2 separate regions of the Homo sapiens genome follow, and region 1 is linked to region 2. A link is a loop called in an ENCODE intact Hi-C map of the cell type or tissue named here. Cell type or tissue: GM12878. All regions are shown on one strand. Each heading gives the region's core, and the rest is flanking DNA. Links, peaks and the distances in the headings are about the cores only.

The links. Peaks named below come from ENCODE experiments on the same cell type or tissue, not always from the same donor. Only the 100,000 strongest peaks of a DNase experiment are listed, where the experiment ranks them.
Region 1: it touches region 2 in a loop (2.1-fold over the local background); 5 of 110 quality-filtered maps call a loop at or near these places.

The regions. Positions count from the first base shown.
Region 1 is chr16:14,119,023-14,124,397 of GRCh38, forward strand. The region is part of intron 2 of MRTFB (myocardin related transcription factor B); the gene reads left to right. Among named protein-coding and RNA genes, the nearest start is that of MRTFB, 50 kb to the left of the region's middle. In GM12878, for the core only: no CTCF peak of the experiment used is centred there; a DNase peak (open chromatin) is centred at 2,349; H3K4me3 peaks cover 701 bases; H3K27ac peaks cover 443 bases.
Region 2 is chr16:14,067,760-14,073,134 of GRCh38, forward strand. MRTFB (myocardin related transcription factor B) reads left to right here and starts at 3,560. Exons shown (of 17, transcript NM_001308142.2): 1 at 3,560-3,606. RefSeq lists silencers at 3,335-3,804, 3,945-4,024. In GM12878, for the core only: no CTCF peak of the experiment used is centred there; a DNase peak (open chromatin) is centred at 3,332; H3K4me3 peaks cover 1,908 bases; H3K27ac peaks cover 1,261 bases.

The DNA of each region.
Region 1 (5,375 bases), core at 281-5,280, 51 kb after region 2:
TGTGTCTCGTGCATGTTTGACAGCTTTTCTAGGGTTTGTACTGTTAAAAGAAAAACCTTAGACAAATTAAATATAATAGAATTTAATTGAATGAAGAACAGTTTGTGAATCGGGCAGCCCCCAAACTAGACCAGGATTAGAGAAGCTAGGATTAGTATAGTCACGTGGTTGAAGATTTATGGACAGAAAAAGAAAGGTGCCATACAGAAAATGGAAGTGAGGTGCAGAAACCGTCGGATTGGTTATAGTTCATTGTTGGTCTTATTTGAATATAGTTTGGCAGTTGGCTGCCTCTGATTGGCTGAAACTAGGTGATTGGCACAAGAGTAGGTTATAGTTTGTTTATGTATTTAGTTAGGTTATAGTTTCTTATGTATAGAGAAACCTTTAAGCTGAATTTAAAATACATAAGGAGGCAGGTTTAGACTAAATTTAATTGAATGGTTTTTCCTTTTTGATCAGTCTCTCAAAATTTCACTTTTGAGAGATTGACCAAAACTTTAGGCATTAATGTCACTTTGGTTTTAAATTTTACTAGGAAATAGTAGACCAGTGGACTTTGCAAGGTGGGAACAAGGACTTCAGATAATTTTTTTGTAAGGGTTAGAGTAGAGGGAACCTTTTTTTGTTGGAATTTTTTGCTTATAGGAGAAAAAATCTGGTCTGTTTTAAACTTATTTTTTTTTAAGTTTTAGTTTGATTATATCATATTTAGTATAAGTGATTGTATTTTGGTTGGTTTGGTCTGTTGGGGCTTAGTGTAGGAGTTTAGTCTAAAATAATGGCCTCGCATAGCAGCTTTAGGCTAAACTGAATTTAACAGCACCTGCAGGTGGAACAGCTGACGTGTAGGGTCCTACATTTCCTCAGCTTCACTGGACGTTGCCAGATCATTCTCCAGAGCAGCTTTGAGGTTTCAGCTCCTGACAGCACTGTCTCAGAATTTCTGTTGCCTCATATTCTTGCCAAGACTTGGTACTGTCAGACTTTCAAATTTTTGCCAATGTGAAATAGTACATTTCCTTCATTTCTAGTGAATTTGGGCATCACTTCTTATGTTTATTTGGCTGTTTCCGTTTCCTCTTTTGGGGCTTGTCAGATTTTCTTTTGTATGTTCTTTTTCTTATGTATGTTTATATCCTTATATATCTCAGATTAACCTTTTGTTGATATTTTGCATTTCCTGTTTTCCATAGTTCACATATGTTCTCCATCATGGCTTATCTTTCCACTTTGTGGTATGCTTTGTTGGGTGCCAGTTTCACATTATAATCAAGTCATACTTGTCAGTCTGTTCATTTATGGTTGGTGCTTTTTACATCATGTTTAATCCCTCCGTTCTCTAAGTACTTTGGGGTCATAAAGAGATCCTACCATGTTTCCTTCTAAAAGTTTGTTCTGTTTTTTTTCAGTGTAGGTCTAATCCATGTGCAATTTATTTCTGTGTGTGCATATAAGATAGAGAAAATTTTCCACGTGAGTAAACTGGTTGCACAAGCCAGTGTCACTGATTGCATAGTCTTATCTTTTTCCCCACTGATTTGTGATGCCACCTTATCACGTATTCAGTTTCCTTAGTATACATGGGCAGCTTCATCGGTTTATAATACATTCTTTTAAAATAATATATGCTTGTGTCACTTCTGCACTATCTTAATCACTGTGGCTTTATATATTGATACATTATGCAAGGCCCTGTTAAGAACCTTGAGTGGATGGTTATGATTGGAACTTAGTGTGTGGGGGATAGAATAGTGGGTGGTTGTGCTAGGAAAGTAGGTGGACTTGATTTTGTGGAGGGCTTTGAGGAGAACTCTGAGGACACAGGTAAGGTCTGTCTGTGGGACCATGGGTCACTGGGTGCTGGTAGATATAGAAGTAGGGCCTGGGCTATAATCTTTCAGCAGCAATGAGTGGTTTTTTTCAAAGAAGATTAAGGGTCTCAAGAAGTTATTTGTGCATTCCACATAAACTCATATATATGTATAGTATATTTTTTCCAGAAGTCTTTTTGATTAACTCTTCTTTAAGCTGTTGCTCTCTTAAAACCTCACCTCAAATTTCTCTTACATCAGAAACTCTTTAAAACTGGTTATTGTGAGTGTTCTTTGCTTTGGTGTTACAGTCTTCATTTGAAAGCTGGTTCTTAGCATTGTCATTTTCTTTTTCAGTTAATATGGCTTTTTTTTTTTTTACATTGAGCTTTAGGCTTATTTTTTCCCCTTTCTACTTTGTACTGAATTGAATCAGAAAAAAAAAGAATGCTATTTTTAAGTGCCATTATTCTTTTGAAGAAAAGCTTCCATTTAAAATGTTTGTCTGAACTGTAAGGGGTTTCTGTCAACCACTTCTGCTTCTGCTGAGAATGAGTAACATGACCTTTTTTTCTGTTTTAAAGAACAAGAGCGATGTCACGATGCTCCAAATGTTTGTTGTATTCCTTATTTTGGTGACATTTGAACTCTTATTAAGTAGAATTGAGTTAGTAAAAATTAAATAAGTTAGAGAAAATTGACTACTACTTAGATTGTTAACCTCTTATGCAAACTCTAGTGCTTCTGTGGTGTTTGAAAAGGAAGTATAAAAAGAGTTGCAGAATGAGGGGAAAAGCCCTGAAAGCGTTTTTGTTTTTGTTTTTTTCAAATTGGAAATGTCTTTATTCTCTTTGCAGACTGTAAAGGTAGCACACGCTCATTATAAAAATTTGACGCAATACCAAAGGGTGTAGAATAGCACTCCCCCATAGAGTTTTCTGCAATGATGGAAATGTTCTATTTTGTACCATCAGTGTAGTAACCATTAACCATATGTGGCCGTCAAGCCCTTAAAATGTGACAGGTGCAATTGTAGAACTGAGTTTTTTAATTTAATTGTAATTGATTTATATTTAAGTAGAACATGTGGTGAGTAGCTACTGTATGGTACACTCAGAGATAGCCGGTTGGGTGTGTACATTCTCTGTCACTCTCTACCAGCCTCCTGACTTTCTTCTCTCTTTTACCTCTGCTCTGTCCCTTTTTTCTCACCTCCTGTCTCTGTTTCTTTGGCATGCAGCCTGCCAGGCTGCCTCCACTCTCCCTGCCTTCCCCGTTCTTTCTCTTGTTCTTTCTATGTAAGTGTTATATATATACACATAGGACATTCTGTTCAGCAGTTAACTTTTTCTATTTAATTATGTATCATGGACATTTTCCCCTTTCAGTACATATGGATCTGTTTTTTTTTTTTCAATAATAGCGTAATTTCAGTGGAATTAATGTACCAACTTTTTTTTTATTATACTTTAAGTTCTGGGGTACATGTGTAGAATATGCAGTTTTGTTACATGTATATACACGTGCCATGGTGGTTTGCTGCACCCATCAGCCGGTCACCTACCTTAGGTATTTCTCCTAATGCTATCCCTCCCCTAGCCCCCTACCCTGCAACAGGCCCTGGTGTGTGATGTTTCCCTCCCTGTGTCCATGTGTTCTTATTATTCAGCTCCCACTTATGAGTGAGAACATGCGGTGTTTGGTTTTCTGTTCTTATGTTAGTTTGCTGAGAGTGATGGTGTCCAGCTTCATCCATGTCCCTGCAAAGGATATGAACTCATCCTTTTTTATGGCTGCATAGTATTCCGTGGTGTATATATGTGCCACATTTATTTTCTTTATCCAGTCTATCATTGACGGACATTTGGGTTGGTTTCAAGTCTTTGCTATTGTGAATAGTGCCACAGTAAACATATGTGTGCATGTGTCTTTATAGTAGAATGATTTATAATCCTTTGGGTATATACACAGTAATGGGATTGCTGGGTCTAATTGTATTTCTAGTTCTAGATCCTTGAGGAATCACCACACTGTCTTCGACAATGGTTGAACTAATTTACACTCCCACCAACAGTGTAAAAGCATTCCTATTTCTCCACATCCTCTCCAGCATCTGTTGTTTCCTGACTTTTTAATGATCACCATTCTTACTGGCGTGAGATGGTATCTCATTGTAGTTTTGATTTGCATTTCTCTAATGACCAGTGATGACGAGCATTTTTTCATATGTTTGTTGGCTGCATAAATATCTTCTTTTGAGAAGTGTCGGTTCACACCCTTTGCTCACTTTTTGATGGGGTTGTTTGTTTTTTTCTTGTAAATTTGTTTAAGTTCTTTGTAGATTCTGGATATTAGCCCTTTGTCAGATGGATAGATTGCAAAAATTTTCTCCCATTCTGTAGGTTGCCTGTTCACTCTGATGATAGTTTCTTTTGCTGTTCACAAGCTCTTTAGTTTAATTAGATGCCATTGGCTTTTGTTGCCGTTGCTTTTGGTGTTTTAGACATGAAGTCCTTGCCATGCCTATGTCCTAAATGGTATTGCCTAGGTTTTCTTCTAGAATTTTTATGGTTTTAGGTCTTACATTTAAGTCTTTAATCTATCTTGAGTTAATTTTTGTATAAGATGTAAGGAAGGGGCCCAGTTTCAGTTTTCTGCATGTGGCTAGCCAGTTTTCCCAACACCATTTATTAAATAGGGAATCCTTTCCCCATTGCTTGTTTGTATAGGTTTGTCAGGTTGTTGATGTATGGTCTTATTTCTGAGGCCTCTGTTCTGTTCCATTGGTCTATATATCTGTTTTGGTACTAGTACCATGCTGTTTTGGTTACTAGCCCTGTCATATAGTTTGAAGTCAGGTAGTGTGATGCCTCCAGCTTTGTTCTTTTTGCTTAGGATTGTCTTGGCTATGAGGGCTCCTTTTGGGTTCCATATGAAGTTTAAAGTAGTTTTTTCCAATTCTGTGAAGAAAGTCAATGGTATCTTGATGGGGATAGCATTGAATCTATAAATTACTTAGGGCAGTGTGGCCATTTTCACGATATTGATTCTTCCTATCCATGAGCATGGAATGTTTTTCCATTTGTTTTTGCCCTCTCTTATTTCCTTGAGCAGTGGTTTCTAGTTCTCCTTGAAGAGATCCCTCACATCCCTTGTAAGTTGTATTCCTAGGTATTTTATTCTTTCAGTAGCAATTGTGAATGGGAGTTCACTCATGATTTGGCTCTCTGTCTGTTATTGGTGTATAAGAATACTTGTGATTTTTGCACATTGATTTTGTATCCTGAGACTTTGCTGAAGTTGCTTATCAGCTTAAGGAGATTTCGGGCTGAGATGATGGGGTTTTCTAAATATATAATCATGTTATCTGCAAACAGAGACAATTTGACTTCCTCTTTTCCTATTCGAATACCCTTTATTTCTTTCTCTTGCCTGATTGCTCTGGCCAGAACTTCCAATACTGTGTTGAATAGGAGTGGTGAGAGAGGGCATCCTTGTCTTGTGCCAGTTTTCAAAGGGAATGCTTCCAGTTTTTGCCCATTCGGTATGATATTGGCTATG
Region 2 (5,375 bases), core at 301-5,300:
TCTGCCCATTTTGAAAATATTTATTGTTCTCAGAATTATTTATTTCATTCAGAAATATAATTAAAAACTAATTTTATTTTTATTATTTTTGAGACAGAGTCTTGCTCTGTCACCCAGGCTGGAGTGCAGTGGTGTAATCTCAGCTCACTGCAACCTCCACCTCCTGGGTTCAAGAGATTCTTGTGCCTCAGCATCCCAAGTAGCTGAGACTACAGCCGCCCGCCACCATGCCTGGGTAATTTTTGTATTTTTAGTAGAGATGGGGATTCAACATGTTGGCCAGGCTGGTGTCGAACTTCTGTCCCCAGGTGATCCTCTCACCTCGGCCTCCCAAACTGCTGGGATTACAGGCATGAGCCACCACAGCTGGCCTAAAAACTAATTTTATTTCTGTATATGAGCCCATCCTCCTACTTGAATTGCTATTTCTACTGGGCAATGAGGAAAGGATAAAATATCACAAAGAATCCACCCATGGTAATAACAGCTTTGATTTACTGAGTGCTTAATCTTGTAAGGCACTTTTCCGTATGCTTCACATATATTAAGTTGGTTAATTTTCCCTACTCATGTTCTTATGTTAGATGAGAACACTGAGGCACTGGCCACCCGGAGGAGAACATAACAGCATCTTACACTGGAGTCCTGACCTCAGGGGATTTGGGGATTTTCTGTTTCATAAAGATAAAGGCTTTTGAGGTAGGGAATAGCCTTGTTGGTCACGAAAGGCAAAGTTTGTGCATTTGGAAACAGGCTGATCTGGGGTGGAACCAACCACTTGCCAACTGTGTGTTGTTGCGTGTTGTTGTGTGTCGTTGCGTGTTGTGTGTGTCGTTGCGTGTTGCTGTGTGTGTTGTTGGGCATGTCCTCTCACCTCTTATGTTCCTGGTTTTCTCATCTGTAAAATGGGGACAACCATAACTTCCACAGGGGATTTGTGACGGTTGATTTTAGGCATCCGTTTGGCTGGATTAAAGGATACCCAGATGGCTGGTAGAGCATTACTTCTGGGTGTGTCTGTGTGGGTGTTGCCAGAAGAGATTGGTGTTTGAATCAGTGACTGAGTAAGGAAGATCTGCCTTCATCGCCATCAGTTGAGGGCCTGGATAGAACAGTAGAAGAAAGACAAATTCTCTCTTTCTCTTCCGGAGCCAGGACACTATCTTCTCCTGTCCCTCGACACCAGAACTCCAGATTCTCCAGCTTTTTTTTTTTTTTTTTTTTTTTTTTTGAGACAGTCTCACTTGATGCCCAGGCTGGAGTTCAATAATGCAATCTCAGCTCAGTGCAACCTCCTCTTCCCAGGTTCAAGCGATTCTCCTGCCTCAGCCTCCCCAGTAGCTGGGATTACAGGCACCCATCACCACACCTGGCTAATTTTTGTATTTGTAGTAGAGAACGGGGTTTCACCATGTTGGCCAGGCTGGTCTTGAACTCCTGACCTCAGGTGATCCACCTGCGTCAGCCTCCCAAAGTGCTGGGATTACAGGCATGAGCCACTGCGCCCAGCCCAGGTTCTCCAGCTTTGGACTCTAGGACTCGCTCCAGTGGCTCCCAAGTTCTCAGGCCTGTAGCCTCGAACTGAGAGTTACACCATCAGATTCCCTGGTTCTCGGGCCACAACTGCGACTGAGCTATGTCACCAGTTTCCCTGGCTTTCCAGTTTGGAGATGGCACATCGTAGGACTTCTCAGCTGCCATCATACATCCCCTCTTATGAATCTATATAGTTTTTTCTTTTTTAGAGACAGGGTCTCACTCTGTTGTCCAGACTGGAGGGCAGTGGCACAGTCAGAGCTCACTGCAGCCTCGACTCCTGGGCTCAAGAGATCCTCTCACATCAGCCTCCAGAGTAACTGGAACTCCAGGCATGTGCCACCATGCCCAATTCTTTTTATTTTTTGTAGAGACGGGGTCTCACTGTGTTACCCAGGCTGGTCTAAAACTCCTAGGCTCAAGTGATCCTCCTGACTGGACCTCCTAAGGTGCTGGGATTACAGGAATGAGCAACCTTGCCCAGCCTACATCTATCTAGAACCTAGTAGCTGTGTTTCTCTGGAGAACCCTAATACAGGGTTGTTGGGAGGGCTAAATAAATTAATAAATAGACAGCACCTGGAGCAGGGCTCAGCACTTTGTAGCTGCCCAGCAGGTGTGATTTTCCTTCTTCACCCACTTCCTCCATCTGGTGAGTTGAGTGAGGTTGAAACATGCAAGGGCACCCACATGCTCTGGCCTGTACACAGCAATTGGTTCCGGGGAGAGTGGACAGGTTTGGAGCATGGGCAGGCCAGCACTTGCTGACATTGATGTGATTATCAGGTGGGCTGGGTAAGCCCATGCAGACGCTGTTGCAGGTGGAAGGCTACCTAGAACCTCCAGGGCTCCTGATCTTACAGCAGCCGGCCCAGATGAGCTAGCTCATGCTCGCTTGCTTGCAGAACAGGACCTACCTACAAGGTAGTGCTGGGCTCCGGACTCAGACCCAGGTTCAAATCCTATTTCACAATGGAAACAGGCTACTTTCTCCACCTCCAGGATTGCAAGAAGATTGGTATGACCTTGATATGCCCGCAATAAATGTTAGCCCTTCCTCTTTACAAACAATTATTATTTCATTAAGACTTACTCCTGGGAAGAAGTCACACTTTTCTGTGTGCTAACATCATGTACATTCTGATTCTCTGTCCTGTGTGCCATTCCATCATGCTCTCTACCAGCAAAACGCCACCAGTCTAAGGAGGAGACAGAACCGCATAAAAATAGTCACACAGTCTTCAGAGCTGCACAGGGAGTGGCACAGGGGCTTCACAGGCCTTGGGAAGTTTGTAAAGTGAGGGAGAAGCACTTTACTGTCGCCAGCTCCATTGAAAACAGATTGTAGCAAATGACTTCCCAGGAGCTCCTCCTCTCACCTTGGTGAATGTTGGGAGAGAATGAAGACTGCGGCTGAGAGGCAGCGCCTTGAGCCTTGAACGGAAAGAGGGACAGGGCCTGGGGGCTGTCACTGAGGTGCAGAAATGGGTTTTGGGCTGGGCATCAGACAACCCCAGATCCCAACACTGGCTCAGCCAATTCCTGGCTGTGTGACATGGAGCCATTACTGTACTTTCCTTGCCAGGCCTCCATTTTTCCTCTCTCTAGAATGGGGAGGCTGGTAATACCCACTTTGGAGGGCAGTGTGAGGACCGAAGGGGGCTGTTAAGTGCTCGGCGCGCAGCGAGCACTCAGGACGGGTGGCAGCGGTCACCTTTGTCGCCACCGTCCAAGCCTTTGCAGAGGCTCAGGGCCGAGCCCCGGACATGCGCATGCGCACGCGCACCCGGCCGGCCAGGTGAGAAGGAGGCGGCCGCCTCGCACCTGGGCTTTAACCCTTCCCAGTCACGGGAGTGGGCGGAGTGCACGCAGGGACGGAGTCGGGGGCGAGCAGCGAGAGAGGCCGGGCTTGACCCTTGAGGCGGGGTGGGCAGCGTCCGGGGAGCGCGCCGAGCCGCTTCTAGCCTGGGGTCCGCGCGCGCCGCGGGGAGGAGGGGGAGTGCCGAGGGGAGCGAAGTCTCGCGAGATCGCGCGGCGGCGGCGGGAGCGGCGGCGGCGGCGGCCGGGGAGGTGAGCGGCGGGCGGTGGCGGCCGTTGGGGGCTGAGGCCGGGTGAGAGCGGCCGAGACCGAGGGCTGGGTGGGGGAGCGGGCCTGGTGAACATCCCGCGTCCCAGGCAGCCATCCCTGTTCGTCCCCGCAGCAGCTGCGGCGCCGTTTGGTCCGCACCGTCCCCGGGACTCGCGCGGGGCGGGGCGGCCGGGGCCGCGGGCCGGTGCCTCCTTCAACCGGTCCTCGCGCCCGGGCGCGACCCCGGGGCCGCCTCAGTGTCCATCTCGACTGCAGAGTTGGCCCTGCTGACAGTGGCAGCGGCGTTTATGGAGCCTCTGCTGTGTGCCGGGCACTTAAGTTGCGCGCTTGCACGCCGGGGCTGCACAGAGAGGTGGAGCGCCCGGGCCAGAGCCACACTGCGAGGAGGCGGTGGGAGGGGACCGGGACCCCTGCGCCCCCTTCCTCTTCCCACCTCCCACTCCCCTCAGCCCTTTTCTCCTGGGGTCCCGACCAGGCTTCAGAGGGGGTGTCTGGGAGCGCCCTGAAGTTGGATGCAGCTTGGTATATGGGTTTCTTGGGAGAGAGTTTTTCCAGGGCTTTTGTCTCGTTCCTAAAAGGGTCCCCGATCCCCAAGTGGTCAAGAACCATTGTTTGGCCCTGCTTGGAAGCAGAGGTGGGCTGAGAGCAGCGGGCGTGTGCTGGTAGTGGGGTGTCAGGCCCAATGAAGTGGAATATTGGAGCCCAGGGCTTGCCTTAGGCAAAGGAAACTCTTCTCTAAAAGTTCGATTTTTGTTTCAGCACGCGATTCCACTCTTGGGAACAGTGGTTCTCAACCTCGTCAGAATCAAGGTCCCTTCTTCCCCTTTGCAGCAAACATGTATAAAGCCCTCTTTACTACCCTGAAATGAAATTCATAAACAATGTGACCTCCCTACACACATCCTTGAAAAGCAGTATGATGGTTTGATTGAAGCGTAAGGGCGAAATAGAGAACAGTATATGACAGATGTTGCTGTACCATTCACATCTAGGACATACTCTTGTGCTGGAAGACAGTATATACTGGGGTGCTTGTGCCAGCTTCTAATGAGTACATTTGTATTGGTTAAAAAAAATTAGGAGGAGCTATTTCAAACAAGAGCAAGCCTGGGCAATATAGCGAGATCCCACCTGTACAAAAAAAGAAAAAATTAGCGTGGTGTGGTGGCGCACACCTGTAGTCTCAGCTGCTTGGGAGGCTGAGGTGAGGGGATCTCTTGAGCCCAGGAGTTAAAGGCTGCAGTGAGCTGTGATTGCACCACTGCCCTCCAGCCTGGGCTACAGAGTGAGGCCGCTACTTCAGGGAAAGAGCAGAGATACAGACGGAGGTTGGGAAAAACACCTAGGTTGGCATAACCTGTTTCTTGCGAATTAAAGAGAGAAACAACCTAGATTGAACTAGGGATAACATGGCAAGACAAATAACAGACTGTCTCAATAAATACGTAAATATTAGCACAAGCCCTCCATGGATCCATATTTTTAAACTATATTGTAGAATTTTTTGTGTCACACACTCGAAGGGACAATACTGGCTTCCTAACAATTACCATTGGTAATAATTAATAAAATATTAACAAGGTTGAAAATTTTTGGTTCAATATCAGTATCTCACTTGTTTGTATATGCTCAGTATTCTGATACTACAATTGTATGTTAACGGTGTGTGGTGTGAGGAAACGATCGCTAATGTTTAGACAGTTTTCCCTTACTCTATTTAAGCTTCCCTTGCTACTTTCTCCTACATTAC